2 separate regions of the Homo sapiens genome follow, and region 2 is linked to region 1. The links are chromatin loops, found by intact Hi-C in ENCODE. Cell type or tissue: MCF 10A. All regions are shown on one strand. Links, peaks and the distances in the headings refer to the core of each region. The heading gives the core; the rest is flanking DNA.

Region 1 (10,064 bases), core at 1,392-9,391:
AGGAGCTGGTCACGGAGTAACACACGGTCCTGCCCCACCTCCACATATCTGATGGACACCCCTGATTTGCTCGTGCTCCAGAGACTAACACACATTGTGCCTGGTTTTCTTCTGTTGGAAGCCTCAGTTGCTTCCACCATCCTGTCCAGTTCTACTGCCAAGTCCTCAGGCAGACCACTTGGGCTGAAAGAGCAGGGAGCAGAGTCTACCCAGTGAGGACACCAGCAAACTGGAGTATGTCCAAGCAACAGCAGCCTATGAGGGGAAGGGGGTTGAAATCAGGCCAAGTGCGGAGGGAATGAAGAAACAGGCTGCGTTTATGCAGGAGGAGAGAAGCCTCAGCATCCCCCGAGGGCCCTCTCTAGATTTGCTTTTGGACAAAGGATTAATTTGATTAAGTGTTGGTCGACAGAGCAGTTGGTTGCAAAGTGCAGGAAAGGAGATTTAAAGGCTACACAAAGCTCTGGAGGAGTGAGCCTTGTTCAGGAGATAATATAATGCTAATAAAAAGAAAAGTGACTACATTTACTGAGCACTTACTATAGCTGGACATTAAGTCAAGTCGTGTATGGGCATTAATTTCAGCTGAGCCTCCCAGGAACCCAGTAAGGTAGGGACCATTATTTCTTGCATTCTACAGTCAGAGGAACTGAGGCTTAGGGAGATTCAGCCACTTGCTCAAGCAGGCTGCCCCTGGCTCCTACAGTGCCTTTGTGTGGATTACAAAAAGATATCCTTCCTCTGGTGGGCACAGTGCCAGGGCAGGGTGCAAGCCTTGGCAAGCAGATCGCAGGTTGGGTGCCAGCCTTCACTGCTCTCTTGGCTGGGTGGCCTTGTGCAGGGCACAGCCTGGGCAGTTGTACACTGCAGCCCTAGGCTTGAGGCCAGAGCCAGGAAAAGACAGAACTGGCCTCAAAAGCCACATCTGTCTGACTCCAGAGACAACTAGCTCTTAACTCCTAAGCTTTATCATCTCTCAGGATGGAGACTTCATCTCTCTGAATGCACACAAAAGGGAGGTTAGGGATATGGGGCACACCTGGGAGTAGAGGGGACAGCCTGTGCTCCGTTCCACTGAAGCATCCTAAAAACCCTGCGAGATAGGTACTGTTAACATCCCCATTGTAAGAAAGTGAGGCAGAGAGGTGAAGTCACTTGCCCAAGATCACACAGTAGTGAGTGGCAGAGCTGGGGTTCCTTCTGAACCACTCTGGTCTTTTAATGTGGTTTAGGCAGACGTGTTGGGGTGATTGGACCAGGGGAAGGAGGAAGGAGGGAAGAGAGAGGGAAGGAAGGGAAGGAGATAAGTGGGAAGAGGCAGAGATGAATGAGAGTTAGAGACTGGCGGTGGTCTCTGTGATGCAAAAGAATCTGCACAGAACCCAGTGGCATTTCACCCAGCTTCTGCATAGGGGTTAGACACAGAGCAGCATTGGCTATTTAGACCCTGGTCACTTAATGGATCAGCCTACGGTCCGTATCCTCAAAGGTAAAAGGAGGTAATTATGAAGAGGTGTACCTGTAGAGTAGAGGAGTAGGAAAGAGCATGGGCCTGTACTCCCAGTTCCAGCATTGTATGACCTTGGGCAAGGCAAGTAACCTCTCTCTGTCTGAGTTTCTGTATCTGAAATTTGGAAATAATAAGACTTCTCACTTGCAAGGAGTGTTGTGAGAATTAAAGGAGTAAATGCACATGGAGAACTTAGAATCATGTCTGGGATATAAGTGATTGCTACACATTCGTTCTTATTAGGATCCACACTGATAAGCCACTTCCAGAAAAGTGGGGCCTGCCTACGTTTAGTTCCTCTTTAGGAATAATAACCTTTTTACAGTGGTATCTTCTTATCTTAGCTCCCCACCCAACATTGTGGGGTGGGTAAGAGTGGCACAATAATGCCTACTTTAAAAGTGGGGAAACGGATTCAGAGGGAAAGTGAGTCTGTTTTGTAGCTGTCACCAGCTAGAGCGGGTTTGGAGGAGTCTGGAGACGTAGCTACTGCCTGTTGTGTGGGCAGCAGCAGGGCCAAGGGCGTCATGAAGGACTGGAGCTCACACCGGGGCCTTCCTCCTGGTAAATCTCCTACACAGGTTCCTTCCCTTGCGTAGCCCTCTCCATTGTCCCAATGGTGCTGTGCTGGTCGGGGAGGAGCATGGGCCCAGCTCAGCTGGCCCTGCCTGCAGGAAGCCTCCTGTGGCCCCCATGCATGGCTCCAGCATGTTATCTCCTGTGCTCTCAAAGCACCTGTACCTCCTGAGCCCAGACCATCCATCAGGTCATTGCAGGTGGACCTGTCAGCTTCTCCCATTAGAATACAAGGCCCTGGCTGTCTAATTCTACCATTTGGTTACTGGTTATGGAGCATTACAACATGGCAGGCTCTTCACACACTGGGACTGTCTTTCTTTCTCATAATAATTTGCCATAGATCCCTGGGGTGCCTGAGCTGGGACTCAACCCCAGGCCTGGCTGAAGGAGGGGCTCAGGGTCTCAGAGGCCACAGCTGCCTGGCTCTCCTGCTATCCTGCTCACCAGTGCATCTCTCCTACCTGGTATAGCACCTCACCACACTTCAGGTGCTTAGTATGCAGTTGTTTCTTTTTAATTGTAGCAAAACATGCATAACAAATGATGTAACATTTTAACTGCCTGGTGTACAGTAAGAGGACAGTCCATAGTAAATAGCAGCCTCCTTGTCACTCAGGCTCAATGCAGGGCCTGTGTTGAGGAAAGGTCAACTTTGGTTAATAGAAGGTCTTGGGAGCCAGGCTGAGTCTGAAATAACTCTTGTGGCAGGCAATAGGTTTCTGTGTTGGTTTTGTTTAGCCCAGGTGGGCTGCGTGGGCATGGGATGGACTTGAGGCAGGGAAAGCAGGAAGGAGCAGAGACTAATGAGATCTAGAGGTCTCACCTAGCTGTCTTTCTTTCTGTTTCACAGCCATATACAACTTCCAAGGCAGCGGAGCCCCCCAGCTCTCCCTGCAGATCGGCGATGTGGTGCGAATACAGGAGACGTGTGGAGGTGAGTCACTGGCCCACGCCCCAAGTGCTGGACCCTTGGCTGATGGAAGCCTATAGTACACCCAGGCCCCTCAGCGCTGTCTCTGAACCTGCAACTGTGTGGTCTATTTAAAAACGTTTTGGTAACGCTAGTAATTAGAATTTACTAAACAGAAATGCTTTCTCATTTTAGGAATGTATGTTTCATAGCAAAAGCCTAACTGGGTGGTTCGATGTTTGTTATGCTCTCCATTTGCTTCAGCCATGGGGCTATTCAGCCTGTGACTCTTCCTAGATACAGTTCTTTATTAGTATTAATATCACGATAAAGGGAAATAAGCATCATTAGGGTTTGGAAGGGTCCCATAAATCACACCTCTAATTCCAGGAGAGCCGATGTGCACAGTTGTGTTGTTTGTTTACTGCATGAAGGCACCCAGCCCAGGGAGCAGGAGCTCACTCCCCTCCCCAAGCTGGGAGCCCTGTCTTGGGCAATGTGGTGGCATCTCTTTCTTTCTCCTACAAAGATGCCATTGCCTTGTGAAGCCAGGTGTCTACTGGGCTGCGTCCACCCATGGTGGTGTGCTTGTAGGGAGTGCTTTTTAAAATTTGCACAAAGATGAATGGCCTTGGACTCATAAGTCAGGCAGTTGGAAATCAACATGTCATTGATAAACTTGATATTGGGAGCATGGCTTGGGCATGAGAACCAAATGAGCTGCTGATCTGTTACCTGCAGTCAGGCAGGCTCCCACCCCTCACTGGCCCAACTGGCCTACCACAGTTCCCTCCTACCTGGGCCTGCTGATACCTCCTGCTGCATGGAGGGCACAGAGCCTGGGCTTCCTGTGTCTCGGCAGAGTGGTAGAGGAAGAAGAGAGAGTGTATTGAGCACATAGGCCTGTTCTGCCCCCAGTGAATCCATTAGAGGAGGCCCTGGGGAGGGAGTGACGGTCAGGGAGGAGGCAGGTGTGCCACTGTGAAGGAGTCCTTTCATGGGGAAAGGCGGTCACCTGCAGGAGTAGCCATCTTTGGTCCTTTCCACAAAATAGACACTGTGCTAAGTTCTTTATAACACATGATCCTAGTCACTCCTCACCACAACCCACAGGACAGGCAGTGTCATTTCCAGTGCTGGATTAGCTACATGCAACCTCTTAGGCAACAGAGCCCCTAGCTGGGTCTGCAGATTTGTACAAGGATGCTTGTGTAAACACATACACACACACAGACACACACAAAGACACACACAAACATACATATGTACATATATACACATATGCATACCTGTGCATGTAGATACAACCAAAAAACATACAGAAAACCATTTTGTGGGCAAATAATTTGAAATTTGATATGTCAAGACAACTTTAAAAGGGGTCATGGGGGAAATGAGAACTTTGTTCATCTTCCTTATATTTATTTTATGCTTTAGTATTATTTTTACTTGGGGTTGTAGATGAGGGGATACCGTACACTTTTCAGTGTCCAGGGCCTGCAAAGTTCACACTCCGGCCCTGTTGAAACCTTTTACGCAAGGAGTGGACAAGGCTGGAGGAGAGGGGTGGAGACGCTGTCCTAGAGAATTGAATTGGGTCTGTGATTCCACGCACGCTGCCCCCTGCTCACAGCATAACCCTATCTTTTACAAATCTAGTTCTGCCCAGTGGCAGATAAGCAAACTGTAGGTGACTACCAAAGGCAAAGAATGAAAATAAAAACAGCAGCAACTCTCCTCAGTGCCTCTTTCATGCTACTGGATGCTAATCCTGAGAAACAGGCACGAGACCTCACATTTGCAGATGAGGAAATGGAGGCAGTGAAATGACTCATCTAAGGTTGCACAGTGAGCTAGTGGATTTTTTTTTTTTTTTTTAAGACGGACTCTTGCTTTTGTCTCCCAAGCTGGAGTGCAGTGATGCGATCTCGGCTCACTGCAGCCTCCGCCTCCCAGATTCAACTGATTCTTGCGCCTCAGCCTCATTCGTAGCTGGGATTACCAGCATGTGCCACCACGCCTGTATTTTCAATAGAGACGGGGTTTCGCCATGTTGGCCAGGCTGGTCTCAAACACCTGGCCCTAGGTGATTCGTGCACCTCGGCCTCCCAAAGTGCTGGGATGACAGGGGTGAGCCACCGCACCTGGCCCCAGTGGCTCTTTTCTGATAGCCAAGCCCACACTCTTTCCTCCACCCATGCCTGCCAAAACAATGACAAGGCCTTGGTCATTATTTTCTGTGTCCTACATTGTGAAATCCAGATGAGTATTTTTCTCTTCGTTGTATGCAGTTTCCCTGAATAGAAAGCTTGAGGGAATAAACCTCCCACACAGGCTGCCATAGTCAGAGCCTTGCCAGTACCTTTCCCTGGCCTGGTGCCCTGACCTTTACGAAGGCTACTCTGGTGGACTCAAGCCACCTTTATTCATCTCTGGGACACCTTTATCCTTTCTTTGGTTCTGGTTTTCCATTTCTAATTCAATTAGTCTTATTTTAATGTATCTTTGTAAATTAGTCACAATAACTTGCTGGAAAAAGCTGGATATATTCATTGGTAAATGGCTAATAATTTATTAATTATTTGAAAAGACAGTGTTTGGAAGTCTGCTAGAATGATTCTAGCTATCTGAGGAAATATCATATCTCCTGGTACGCAAATCATTAGGACTTCTCATGCATACACTCATGGCCATGCAGAGTTTTCAAATAGGGGATCCAAAGTCTTCTTGGGGTGCCTTGAGTGGCAGAAGGTAATGGAGCTGGAGGGGGTCTGAGAGCAGGTCTGGTGTTGTCTGCCTTCAGATGGGGTGTATGGTCTGTGATTCTGATTGAAAAAAAAAGATTCCTCTAAAAATATAAAAGGTGTGAAAACCACAATGTTAGTCAAAAATTAGTCAAAACTGTGTAGTAGAAAGAATATGGGTGTACCCGTGAAACCTTCTTACAGAAAACTACTTCAAAACCAAAATCCAGCCAACTGAGAGGTGAATCACAATACAAGAATATTGGATTAAAAATCTGTGATAAAAGGAAATAGTGGCTAATATTGGGTCCAAATGAATCGATTTATAAAAATTGATATTAAAAACAGTAGGAATTTCTTGTAGAAGGGACAAACATAAAAAAGCAGTGTGATTTTTTTCCTCCAACCACTTCCTTCAGTCATATTTGGTTGACATCTTTCCTGAGATTTGGTGGCATCAGAAGACTTTATTTAATCTTATATCCATGTGCTGCTCACCCACTTCTTCCCTTTCACCCATTCAAACAAGACCTGGGGAAGGAGTGAGTTTGGGATGTTTTCTTTCCTATTCTTTGTCTTCTCTACTGAAATAAGCCTAATGATTGGCCAGTCCACTGTACAAATAGTCATGTAGTTGAGGAATGAAATGCCAGATGCCCCTGACATCATGATTTTTATGGCTACCATAAAGAATGTTATTGTTGGGAACCTAGACAATATTTTAAAAAATCTAATAAAGTTGAGACTTGGGAGGAGAATGGAAGATAATAGCTAACTCAATGACATCACTTTCACAACAAAGTCAATGAATATTAATTGGAAATAAAACATGGAATTAAAAAAAATAACCACGTCTATCTTTGAATGCTTTTCATAACAATTTTCATTTTAGAGAAGTTTTCAGGAAATCTTTTTAGTGATAAAGAAACATTGAATCAAAGTTCAAATGTCCCTCAATTTCACTTGGTTTCTTTTTCTTCTGCTAAATACAAATAAGATTAAATAAAATTTTTATTTATATCCCAGCACTTTGGGAGGCAGAGGCGGGTGGATCATGAGGTCAGGAGATCGAGACCCTCCTGGCTAACATGGTGAAACCCCATCTCTACTAAAAATACAAAAAATTAGCCGGGCGTGGTGGCAGGTGCCTGTAGTCCCAGCTACTCAGGAGGCTGAGGCAGGAGAATTGCGTGAACCTGGGAGGCGGAGCTTGCAGTAAGCCAAGATCGCACCACTGCACTCCAGCCTGGGAGACAGAGCAAGCCTCCGTCTCAAAAAAAAAAAAAAAAAAAAAATGTATTTATATAGTATCTTCACCATATGCTCATTTTTATGAGAGTATTTTAAAAACCATATTTTATCTTTTTATCTCTCTGTCATTCTATGTATATAAATATAAACGAAGAGTTGACTGGAATGATATTAATAGTGTTTTTCTGTGTAATGGGATTCAGGATAATTCTTTAAGCTTATATGTTTGTACTTTTCTGTTTAGTTTAAATTCTTTATAATAGCATATATTAGTTTTAAACAAACAAAAAAAAATACAGTCTTTAAGTTGGGCATGATGGTGTGTACCTATAGTCCTAGCTACCTGGGAGGCTGAGGCAGGAGGATCCCTTGAGCCCAGGAGTTTAAGACTAACAAGACTCCATCTCTGAAAAATAAGGCAAAAAAAGTATGAAGAATAAAATAACAATCACTTACATTCCAACCACCTATAATTAATCATTGCCAACACCTGAGGATATTTGCTTCCAATCTACAAGACTGCATTATTATTATTATTATTATTATTATTATTATTATTATTATTATTATTATTATTGAGATGGGGGTTTCTCTTTGTTGCCCAGTCTGGTCTCCAACTCCAGGGCCCAAGCAGTCCTCCTGCCTCAGCCTTCCAAGTACCTGGGATTACAGATGCATGCCACCTTGCCGGGCTTTCAATAGTTTTAAAATCTTCCCCACCACCCCCAATAAAGAAGTGAAAAGAGCACTGGCTTTTGAATTAGAAAGTTATTCCCTGCTTCTGCTACCCACTAGTGGAGTCATCTTGGGTATGTAAGCTTTAGGTTTCTCATCTGTTAAGTGGGTTGTTTTCACCTTGCTCCTGAGCTTCTTATGGGGATAAAATGAGAAAAAGTAAAGAAGCTGTCTACCACCAGCCTGGCTCATAGAAGGTTCTCTGTGTTTGTTAATTCCATCCTCTCCCCTATTATGTAGTGCTGTACTGAAACTGGCAGATGTATATTTTTACAACATGGCCCAGAAGCTGAATCTTTTCCTGGAATGGGTGAGACTAGCCCTTCCTTGCCTATGTACTAAATTTACTCAGCTGAATGAAGAGGGAAAACAGGACCCTAAACTGGAAGCTTAAACAAGGGTGAATTTCACTTTTTATTATAAGGATAATATATTGTTATGATAAAAACTCACATAGTTCAAGATGGTACTCATGCTAGGCCATGCTAAGCCTTAGACATCAAATGCTGACTTCATTGCCCATATTATATCTCTCATGCTGCCTCTTTTATCCAGAGGCGGCATAAACATTCTGTGTTTTAGATGTGGAAAACACAGGTAAGTGTATTGAGCAGTAGGAATTCATCATAGAAGGGACAAACACAAAAAAAAGCAGTGTTATTTTATTTCCCCCCAGTCACTTCCTCCAGTCATATTTGATTGACATCTTTCCTGATATTTGATGACATCAGAAGACTTCAATCTCATATATTGTGCAGCTCACCTACTTCTTCTGTTTCCCCAGTTTGAACAAGACCTGGGGAAGGAGGGAGTTTGGGGTGCTTTCTTTCCAGTTCTTTGTCTTCTCTACTGAAATAAGCCCTCTATGATCAGCTTGTCCATTGTAGAAATAGCCAGGTAGCTGGGGAATGAGATGCCAGATGCCCCTGACATCTTTGTGTGAAGCTCCTGGAATGCACTCATACTGTGTTTGGATGTAGTTTTGGGGTGGAGGAACTGTATCATGCCCTCCTAAGGCAACAACTTCCTACCTCCAAAGGCTGACGTGAGAGAATTGCTTGAGCCCAGGAGTTCGAGGCTGCAGTGAGGCATGATCATGCCACTGCACTCCAGACTCAGAGGCAGAGTGAGATCTTCTCTCTAAAAATAAATAAATAAACAAACAAATAAAATCAGAGGAATGAGGGAGGAGATGGATAGAGCATCCTCTGCTTTGAAAAAATAGCGCATTGCTTTTGTTGTTGCTGTTTTCTAGAAATGCAACTACATACTCTATGTACTATTCTGAGACCTTCTGTTCTCATTTGAAAATATTGGAGTGCTTTCTAAGTGAACACATATCTATTACCACATTGTTGGTTTGGCTGCAAAAGCTTGGCACAAGGAGATTTTGAATGTACCCCTCACTGAGGAGGGCACACCAAGAGCCATAGGCAGTGGCTTCCATGCTAATAACTCCTTTGAGGGTGATCTTGACCTATCCAAATTCTTTGCTTTTAATATAAGTGAGGACATTATAAGCACTTAACATGGAATCTTTTTAAAGCACCACCTTGCAAGGTGATAGTCTTTTGTTCAGGTCTGCTGTAGTGACAGGTCACTTTGAAAAGGACTCCATTTTCTTCAGTAAGGCTGCTCCATTATCAGCAGTGTGTATGTGAAGTTTTCCTCCCTTCTGAGTGAGGATGAGGCTCAGACGTCAGTAAACTTCCATTATGTTTCATTTGCGGCATGTCTATTTGCTTTGTTGTGATGGAAATATGTTGAAATGACTTTAGTGCAAAAAAAAAATGATATTATAAATCCATAGGTCCTGAAAATAAAATAGAAAATATGCCCAACTTTCTCTGCATTATTATTATTTTAATTGATTTTTTTAGAAGAATGGTATCTACTAACTCTTTTGGACACTGGACAAACTCTCTGAGTTTTTAATCCAATTTAAGCCTGATAAGACACTATTATTATTCCCATGAGATGTGAGGCACTATTATTCTCATTTTATAGATGAGGGGACTGAGGCTCAGAAGAAAGTATTAACAGGTCCATGATTGCACAGTTAAGTAGCAGATCTCCAACAAATTCAGACTTTCATTGCAGAGCTCATACTCTTTAAAAATTTTTTTAATTGTATATGTTTAAGGTATACAACATGATGTTATGAGATACATAATAGGTAGTAAGGTAGTAAGATAGTTACGATAGTGAAACAAATGACCATATCCATCATCTCACATAGTTACCCTTCTTTTTTGTTTTTGTTTTGGTGGCATCAGCAGCTAAAATCTAATCATTTAGCAGAAAGCTCAAATACAGTACAATTTTATTGACTATA
Region 2 (10,064 bases), core at 875-8,874, 56 kb before region 1:
TAACATTTGTGGCTGTCAGTAGCTTAGTTTTCCTCACTTAATTAAAGTTAATTAAAAATTTTGAGAAACCCATCAGAACCTTAATAAGAGCGAGTGCTTATGATAAGCAGTCTGCAGCGTTTGGCCAGGCTTACTTACCAGTTCAGTGGTGTGCTTTCAGACCACAGCCATGCAAGTCAGTTTTATGTTTCACAAAAGTACAAATAATTACATTACAGACTTCAGTTATCATTCATAAGTAGTCAAAATAAGTATTCAAATGTTATGTCTACAAAAAAATTTATTATTAGATTAGAAATAGCTAATTTAGTTTCCAAAATGAGTTCAAAGTAATATAGTACAAATTATGAATTGTATCAAAAAAGTAGTTATCAGAATCTTTCTCTCACTTAATTTTATTAGAGGGGGTAATTTTATTTTTCTAGTTACAAATTGCCACGTTGCTACAGATGAAAGGGTCTCAAACTGAATTTGAGCAGCAGGAACGGTTGCTTGCCATGTTGGAGCAGAAGAATGGTGAAATAAAACATCTTTTAGGTGAAATTAGAAATCTGGAGAAATTTAAGGTATGTATAACAGTTAAAAAAACACACATCCAAATTTTGATTTGAATATCTTAAAATTTGGTTTGTTTTTTAAGTTTAAATTATTAATAAATATCTTGTGGGAGATACTTTGAGACTAAGTAAATGGCTGTTTCTCCTTATACTTAAACATCCATTGGTGATTCTTGCCTGAAACATAATTCTGTGATGATTGCTAAATGGGTAATTCCATCACTTCTTCTATATTTATTAGTTGGAATTTTAGTAAAGGGACAGAAAAGAAAAATCTTTTTCCTCACTTACTCATTCATTTATATCAGTATAGCCTCATGGATTCTTATTTTATCCTATGAGTTATAATCCATTGCTTGCTTTATTTACTCTGATACTCAAATTGTCCCAGATTTGATAGTCGAAGTGCTCTTACTTGAATATTTCCTTACTCTATGGCACAACAAGGGTTTCCTAGCTCACCTGGCCCACTTCTGGGATTAGCATTTCTTCAAGGAACATTGGTTTATTTTAGTTGAGAATGGTATTTGTGTAAGCATTTGTGTGTGTGTGTGTGTGTGTGTGTGTGTGTGTGTAAGAATTCACCCATGTTTTCTAAATAAGTAGGCAGTTGTCCCAGAGTCATTTGTTAAAAAATCAATCTTGATCCCAGTGATTTGAGTTGACACCTTTATCATACATCAAGTTTCCATATATACTTGAGTCTGTTTCTAAATTTTCTGTCTACGCCATTGGTCTGCTTCTCTGTGTGTCTGTACCACACTGTTTTATTAATTATAAAGGCTTTTAAGTATGTTTATCTGGTAGGACTATTTCCTCACTATACTTTTTATTTTTCAGTATTTTCCTGTCTATTTTTGAATGTTAGCTTTCATTTACAAACATCTTGTCTAGCACCAAAAAAAGCTTGTTGGCTTTCTATTAAAATTGCATGCAATTTAAGATTTTATAAATTGACTTAGGGAACATTGATATCTTCATTAACCTCCTAATGAACTAAAGTTCTAAATGACAAATTTTTGTAAATGTTAATAACCTCTTAGGCATTCTAAATTGTAGCCATTAGTATGTCATAAAATCTTAATTAAGTTTACATAACTTTATTTCTGTGTCTTATAAAAACTGTTGAAAGAACTACAAATTTGGTTAAGTTGGCAGCCTTATGTTTCCATCAGTGGGCTCAGAACTATACTCTGAAAATTATGGCCTTAAATCAGGGGAATTTTATTTATAACCTGAAATTGTTTCAAGTTTTTAAGCAGATTTACCTTTTCTATCCCACTAGAGAAATGTATAGTTTCCATCAGTCTCAGAAGAGCTTGCACTACATTCTTGCCTGGGGTGGGGGGAAGAATCTCAGAAGAGGGGGACACCAGATATAAATGTAAGGCTCTCATCTTCCTTTCATATTTTTCCAGTTTATGGTTTTGTTACAAAGGCCAGAATTTAATCCAGCAGGCATTTGTTTTTCTATTTTCAAAGCCAGGAGAGAGAAGGCAGAGCATGTAGGTAAGGCTAGAAGCCTAGGCCTTGTAGTCAGATTTGGGTTCAGGTTCTCTCTTCTTGGTTTACTTTCATCTGTATTCGGAGCCTGTTTCCTTATCTGTAAGAGAGGAATGTTAATTATTTACCTACTTCAGAAGGCAGATAAATTAAATGGGTAGTTCTTAGCGTAGTACGCCAAGGGATATAAATTCAGGAAGTGATGGTGCTATTATTAATAAACATACACTAACCTTATTTGTTATTTATTTTAAGTAATACAAACTTTTGCTTTTTTAAGAATTTATATGACAGTATGGAATCTAAGCCTTCAGTCGACTCTGGTACTCTGGAAGATAACACCTATTATACAGATTTACTTCAGATGAAGCTGGATAACTTAAAGTAAGTGTCTGGGTTGGTGGATGGAAAGATGAACATGTCACTTGCTTACTATGGTAGTGTCAGTGACTACAAAGTTTTTTTGAAATTGCCAAAGGAAATTTTCCGAAAAGAAAGGTAACAAAAATATCTTTGTGCAGATATTCATGTGTGAATACATTTGAAAGACTATTTCCTCCTTTGTCCATTTCCTTTCAAGAATGCATGAGTATTTTTTAAATTTAACACTACTATTGTTAAGGATTATTTAAATTGTTTATTGTTTCTTTGTTACTAAAAACCCCAGAAAAATGTATTTTTAACTAAGAATTCAAATATGCGATGAAATATTTATACCACTACACTTATTATATGCTGTCTTAATACTCGTTGGTTCTCCTTTTTTATTATCATAGCAAAGAAATTGAAAGCACTAAAGGTGAATTGTCCATACAGCGAATGAAAGCATTATTTGAGAGCCAGCGGGCTCTAGATATTGAGCGAAAACTTTTTGCAAATGAAAGATGCCTCCAGCTTTCAGAAAGTGAAAATATGAAACTGAGAGCTAAACTAGATGAATTGAAACTAAAATATGAACCTGAAGGTATATATGTCTCATATATTTTTGTCTTTTAAATTATGAGTAACCTGAAATTATATCAAATTATTTTCTTACTGTAGTTTTATGCAACTCTATTACAAACTCATTTGTAGTTATATACCTATAGTTAATAAAGCAAATTTATTGTGTAAAATAGGTAGGAAAATTCAGGGAGAACTGGATACTGGGTGTGCCTGAATATAACATGTATCCTTTTTGGATATCTAATTTCATCATACTGTATAGTAGAAACTTGAGATTTGAGACTTTCCCATTTTAAGATTACAGTATTTTATGTCATACCTAATAGTTTAATTATGTTGAAGCAGCTGATGTTTGGAAGCTATACGAGGTAGGACTGTTTATAGAAAATCTAAAGTAATGGAGACTTTAAAAAGGTGGGTCTTTATCTCTGCCTCTGATGGAAGTCTGGAGGAGGCCTTCCAGGACTGGGAAAGCACTCCACGGTATCAAGATTCAGGCTTCTTGTGTTTGTTGGTCTGCTGCCATCCTGTGGAGCAGAATTTAGTCATGCAGCCTCACCTGCTGACAGGAAGGGCTGAGAAATGCAGTCTTGATTCTCAGGGGCCATGTTCCTAACTAAATATTGGGAATTCTTTTATTAAGGAAGAACAGTGAGCCAGGCGTGGTGGCTCGTGCCTGTAATCCCAGCTCTTGGGGAGGCAGAGGGAGGAGGATAGCTGTGCCCAGGAATTTGAGATTTGCTTGGGCAATATAGCAAGACCCCATTCTCCACCAAAATGGGGGGGAAAGGAAAGAACAATGAAACATATTAGGGAATATCTAGCAAGTCTAATGACTGAGCTGGAAAGTAGCCTAACCATACAGTCTCTGCATCTTATATACTACAGAGAGTGAAGTTTACTGTATGTAAATTCAAAAACAAAAGGCCAAGTGTGAAGGAGTCTAAGAATGTGATGGTTCTACAACACCCCTTCCCTAAAAGAGTGTTACATGTTTTAGGTTAAGGATTCTCAACAAGTTTTTGTCCCCGCACTCTGCACATGCCTCAGTCTCTCTTCGTATTGTCTCAGTGAACTGCTATGATTCTCAACAATAGTGGGGAGGTTGCCAAAAATAGGAAGGTTTTTACACAATTTTAAAAGGCTTCTCTTGCTCTTAACTCTTTTTGTTTCTTCCATGATTCTAATAGGCTCCCCTGATTAAGAATTATCCATTATGAATTTCAAACATCTGTTGAACTGAACACAGCAAATAGACAGGAGGCAGGGTAGTGAATCCTGATAATGTGGGTTTCAAAGGAGCAGTGCCAGAAAAAGGGGAAATCATGGTCTAAAAGCAACAATGTAGAGCAAAAACAGCAACCCCTTGTGCTACCAGTGTTCCTCAGACTCCACTAACATTTTGATTTTGAAAATGAAACACATCGATAATGGGCATAGGGAAAAGATATTAGAGCAGTTAATTCAGTGGCTGTGTTTATGACCTGTTTAGATAGAATGATATTAGGCCATGAGGATAGAAGGCATTGCAGTAGTCTTTGATGAGACATGATAGGATTGGACTAGGGAAGTATCCATCATAAAAGTAGTCTGATTCTGCTTATATTTTGTAGGTAGAGCTAACAGGCATATATTACCAATATTCAGAAAGTTTGGCCTATTCTTGTCATTTAATCCTTCTAATACACAATACCAAGTGAAGTGGGTGCTTTTAATCCCCATTTTACAGATAAAATGAAGCTCAGAGAGGTTAAATAATTCCCCAAAGACATGGCTGTCACATACGAGGATTAGGATTCGAACCTGGACTCTGCCGCTGTCTCTTCATCTCCACACTGAGATCTTATGAACCACCTTTTTCAAAACACCAAGAGAGAACAGTGAAGCATTCATGCCTAAAGTCAAAATATTGAATTCCCAAGGAAAAATATATAGCCAAATAAACTTTAAAATATATAGTTTATATAGATTCCATGATAAAGAATAAAAGGTAGAAACAAAGGATGCATTTCAGTGAGGAGATGGTTGCATTTTAAAAGAATGGAAAAAGGTATACATATAACTAGTTCTGGCTTCTTGTGTTGATTGTGTCTTTGTTTTCTTAGATTTTTTCTTTTCCCCACTCGTTTTTATTCTCAGAGACAGTTGAAGTGCCTGTACTGAAAAAGAGGCGTGAGGTGCTCCCTGTGGATATAACCACCGCTAAAGATGCATGTGTCAACAACAGTGCTCTCGGGGGAGAAGTTTATCGATTACCGCCTCAGAAAGAGGAGACACAGTCCTGCCCTAACAGTTTAGAAGATAACAACTTGCAATTAGAAAAATCAGTTTCTATATACACACCAGTAGTCAGTCTCTCTCCTCACAAAAATCTGCCCGTGGATATGCAGCTGAAGAAGGAAAAGAAATGTGTGAAACTCATAGGAGTTCCCGCTGACGCTGAGGCCTTAAGTGAAAGAAGTGGAAACACCCCTAACTCTCCCAGGTCAGTGTCCTCTTTTCCTCCAGGCAGCCAGCAGACCTCTCCATCTCTCCTCTCTCGCTGCATGAACTGTGCTGTCTGTTTCTTTATCTACTTTCTTACAATTGCATGCAGTATAATTCCTCAGTTTCATCTACCTACCTTCAACTTTTCCAGAACTTTAAGAAAGACTAAACTGATTGCAAAGGGAAAGGACTCTTGAATAAGGCAATCACATTAAAAAGTTACACGTTTCTGTTTCATGAAAGGGAATATCACAGTTTAACACATCTCTGAATGTTTTATCAGTTTGAATACATGTACTGTTATTTTTCTCCTGGTTCAAGCATGGCCATGAAAGAAAAATTAACTTACTTTCTCAAAGGGCTTTCCAGTAGTCTAAGAAATTTCAGCCTTCTAGGAAACTTAGGTGAATTTTTTATGTCTTTTGAATTGCTTATCCTAGGCATTCAAAAATGGGCTTCAATACTTATTTTGACATTTTTACATATCAAAGCTAACTCATTTTCATTGTTTCCAAAACTTGAAAGCCTCTAGTTTCTGCATAATTGAGTTTGTGACTAAAAGAAATAGCGTCAGATATGTGTGTCTGAAGGAATTAATGTCCCAAGGGCTTTGTCTTAATAAAAATAATTGAGGTCAGAAGGTAAGAGAAAGTGAATGGAAGGGAAAGGTAAGTAGCAGTGGCTGAGGCTCGAGTTCTGGATGTGCGCAGCAGGAGAAGTGAATGAGGAAATTGAAGAAAGTAAAAGAAAGATGAAGGATGTCTGCATGCAATGGGATTGTTAGAGGCATTTAAAACAAATATCTAGACATTCAAAAAGATGTGCCAATAACTAGCCTAGATTATCTCCTATGAAATGAGATGTTGAAGGTGCTACTAGGGCTACCTTAGTCTTAGAGAGTGGAGACAGATTAATAAGACATTTTACTAATGTGCATTTGAGTAGAGAGAGTAAGACAGCCCTGTTTAAAAGGGCTTATATGTTTTATCTGATTTCTCTCCAAGTCTTCAGTGCTACTAAATGTAATATTCAACAGTAAAAGCACTTTAACAATGTTAGCTGCTATTATTATAAGGCATAGTAATTTTATTACTCCCTCCTTGGATTTTTATAGAATGTTATAACCTCTGAGTCACATAAAATAAAAGCTTACCATTCTTAAGGAAAAAGTAACTTCAAATGAGTATCTGCCACATACCCATGGTTTCAAAGAGTTCTGAAATGAATCCAGCAGATTATGCCTGTTTATATGTGATGCATTGTATAAACATCCTTGACCAGTGTATATTTCTGGAGGTGGATTTCCAGAATTGATAAGTGCCAGCCTTGCTATCTGTATTGTCTTCATTCCTTTTTCTGCCTTTTTTTGCTTGATAAAAAATCACTTAAGCAAATGTATGTGGCTAATTGACTCAAGTAGCACGTTGGAAACTTTTTGTCTTGTTCGTTAAACAAAAAATAAAATACCACAAAACATTTGTGTGTGTGTGTGTGTGTGTGAGTCCATCTGCTAACTTAAAATGTTTCCGACTCTTTGTTTTCTGCCTGTTTAACTTAGATACACAATCCTAAGATAATTTTGGAACAATAAATATGGCTTTTATTGGGAACTTCACTATTGCATGCTTTACAAAACTAATTGGTGTTCTTGTTACCGAGAATCTTTACAGGCCTTTAAGAATCTCTCTACTGTTTATCTTTTCTTTATTCTACTAGTTGAAACTCAATTTTTTAATATGAAACAAATAGACATCTATTCATGCAGCCCAAGATTCCATGTTATTTTTGTCTTGCCTTTTGTATGTCATGTTAACATTAAAATATTGCTGTAACATTTCAGTTTTTGTGTTAGGTGTGCTTATCATGATAGGTGCCCTGTCATATTTTCTTTAATTTAGGGCTTGCCATGACTTTTTAAAGATATTCTTTAGACTTAAAAAATAATTGGCCCAGCGTGGTGCCTCACACCTGTAATCCCGGCACTTTGGGAGGCTGAGGCAGGTGGATCACGAGGTCAAGAGATCAAGACCATCCTGACCAACGTGGTGAAACCCTGTCTCTACTAAAAATACGAAAATTAGCTGCATGTGGGGGTGCGCACCTATAGTCCCAGCTACTCCGGTGGCTGAGGCAGGAGAATCGCTTGAACCCGGGAGGCGGAGGTTGCAGTGAGCCGAGATCATGCCACTGCGCTCCAGCCTGGTGACAGAGTGAGACTCTGTCTCAAAAAGTAATAATAACAATAATTGAGCCTATTGATATAAAAAGACTTTTAGACAGCCAGTGACTTAATATTCTTACAGTATTAGAGTCAACTATATTTTTTTTCCTTGAATACCATGCCTTATTGGAGGCCCATTATACTGGGGGTTTGTTTCTTCAATCCTTCATAACCACATTTGAATTCAGAGTGGATGCTTTAATGCCTGTAGGTTAGCTGCTGAATCAAAGCTTCAAACAGAAGTTAAAGAAGGAAAAGAAACTTCAAGCAAATTGGAAAAAGAAACTTGTAAGAAATTACACCCTATTCTATATGTGTCTTCTAAATCTACTCCAGAGACCCAGTGCCCTCAACAGTAAAGACTTGTCTTTAATAAGAGTACGGTGCCACTTGCCTCAAAAGTTACTATGGTGCTTAAGATTGTCTTGATCTGACATATATCACCTTCTGGGTTATTTACTCATTGTGCCAGGACCTGGCATTTTCATGTGCCTTTGACCAAGTGTTCAGAATTTGCTTGACTCTAACCTGGAGAGCTTCTTAAGTGATGCCCCTTCATGGAGCTTCTATGACAGTGAATAAACTATTAATTGAAGGAAAATGTTATAATTAATGTATCTATTTGCTGCATTGTATATGGATTAAATGATAAAAAACAAGTAATCTACCCTCAGAGCCATGTATTTGAGAATGCTTCAATCATATTTTCCTATGTACTTTTTTTTATAAACTTAGTTTTAGACTATGTTGTAAAAATGGGAAGGTTGTAAACTATGTTGTAAAAATAGGAAATGTGGCTTAAAATATATACATTATATTGTTTCAGGATTTTGTCAGTGTTTAAAGAACCAATGTTCATCTTTGTATTTATATACATGATTTAAATTTTGTCTAAAATTTTAAATAAAACTGCAGTGATTTATCCTTAAATTTCTTACTCTCTATAGGTAACAGGATGTTATCAAAAGGGAGTAAAAAGCACTTTGGGAGGCTGAGGCGGGTGGATCGCTTGAGCCCAGGAATTCGAGACCAGCCTGGGCTACATGGCAAAACCCCATATCTACAAAAAAATACAAAAAATTAGCTGGGCATGATGGTGCACACCTGTAGTCCCAGCTACTCTGGAGGCTGAGGTGATAGGATCATCTGAGCCCAGTAAGGAGGTCGAGGCTGTAGTTGAGCTGTGATCATACTACTGCACTCCAGCCTGGGCAACACAGCAAGACCCTGTCTCAAAAAAAAGTGGGGGAAATAAATAAGAGGAAAAAAGAAACCTCAGGAATTCTTAATTCCCTTATGTATAATTTTATATATAATTTTATGGTTAATTATATGTACATATACAGATGGTCTCTGACATAACAATGGTTTGACTTAATGATTTTTCGACTTTTCAGTGGTACAAAGACAGTATGCATTCAGTAGAAACTGTACTTCAAGTACCCATATGACCATTCTGTTTCTCACTTTCAGTACAGTACTCAATAAATCACATAAGATATTCAACACTTTATGACAAAATAGACTTTGTGTTAGATGATTTTGCCCAGTAGTAAACCAATGTAAGTTTTCTGAGCACATTTAAGGCAGGCTAGGCTGAGCTATAATGTTCATTAGGTTAGGTGTATTAAATGCATTTTTGACTTAATATTTTCAACTTATGGGTATATCGAATTGTAACCCCGTTGTAGGTCAAGGAGCATCTGCATATATACATACATAGATGATAGATAGATAGATAGATAGATAGATAGATAGATAGATTTAATTCTAAACTTTCCAAATACTCTTTCATTTAAATGATTATAGTTTTACAACAATTTCATATATTCTATAGGTAGGAGAATTAGGGTTTTCCAGAGAAATAGAACCAATAGGATGTGTGTGTATATAAAGATTTACTTTCAAGAATTGGTTCACATGGTTGTGGGGGCAAGTCCAAACTTGTAGGGTGGGCCAGCAGACTGGAGACCAGGGAAGGGAAGAGCTGATGAGTTCAAGTCCGAAAGCCATCACACTAAAGACCCAGGGAGATAACTGCCACTGCAGTTCAAGTTCAAAGGCTGTCTGCATCAGAATTTCCCTTTGCTGGGGTAGGTGAGTCTTTCCATCTAGGACTTCAATTCATTGGATGAAACCCATTCACATTAGAGAAGGCAATCTGCTTTAAGTCCACTGATTTAAATGCTGATCTCACCCAAAAACATCCTCACAGAAACGTTCAGAATAACACTATAAAGCAATTAGACCTAAAGAAATATGTAGCATACTCCACCCAAAGGAGAATACACCTTCTTAAGTGTACACAGAACATTGTGCAAAACAGACCAATGTTATGCCACAAATCTGGT

The links. Peaks named below come from ENCODE experiments on the same cell type or tissue, not always from the same donor. Only the 100,000 strongest peaks of a DNase experiment are listed, where the experiment ranks them.
Region 2: it touches region 1 in a loop (6-fold over the local background); 3 of 110 quality-filtered maps call a loop at or near these places.

What each region holds. Positions count from the first base shown.
Region 1 is chr5:169,651,464-169,661,527 of GRCh38, forward strand. It overlaps DOCK2 (dedicator of cytokinesis 2), which reads left to right. Exons shown (of 52, transcript NM_004946.3): 2 at 2,940-3,023. Among named protein-coding and RNA genes, the nearest start is that of DOCK2, 19 kb to the left of the region's middle. RefSeq lists enhancers at 4,914-4,963, 5,264-5,313, 5,344-5,393. In MCF 10A, for the core only: no CTCF peak of the experiment used is centred there; DNase peaks (open chromatin) are centred at 4,808 and 5,288.
Region 2 is chr5:169,596,136-169,606,199 of GRCh38, forward strand. It overlaps SPDL1 (spindle apparatus coiled-coil protein 1), which reads left to right. Exons shown (of 12, transcript NM_017785.5): 8 at 426-566; 9 at 2,341-2,444; 10 at 2,837-3,024; 11 at 5,145-5,490; 12 at 7,925-8,643. The coding sequence ends at 8,072. Among named protein-coding and RNA genes, the nearest start is that of SPDL1, 17 kb to the left of the region's middle. In MCF 10A, for the core only: no CTCF peak of the experiment used is centred there; no DNase peak of the experiment used is centred there.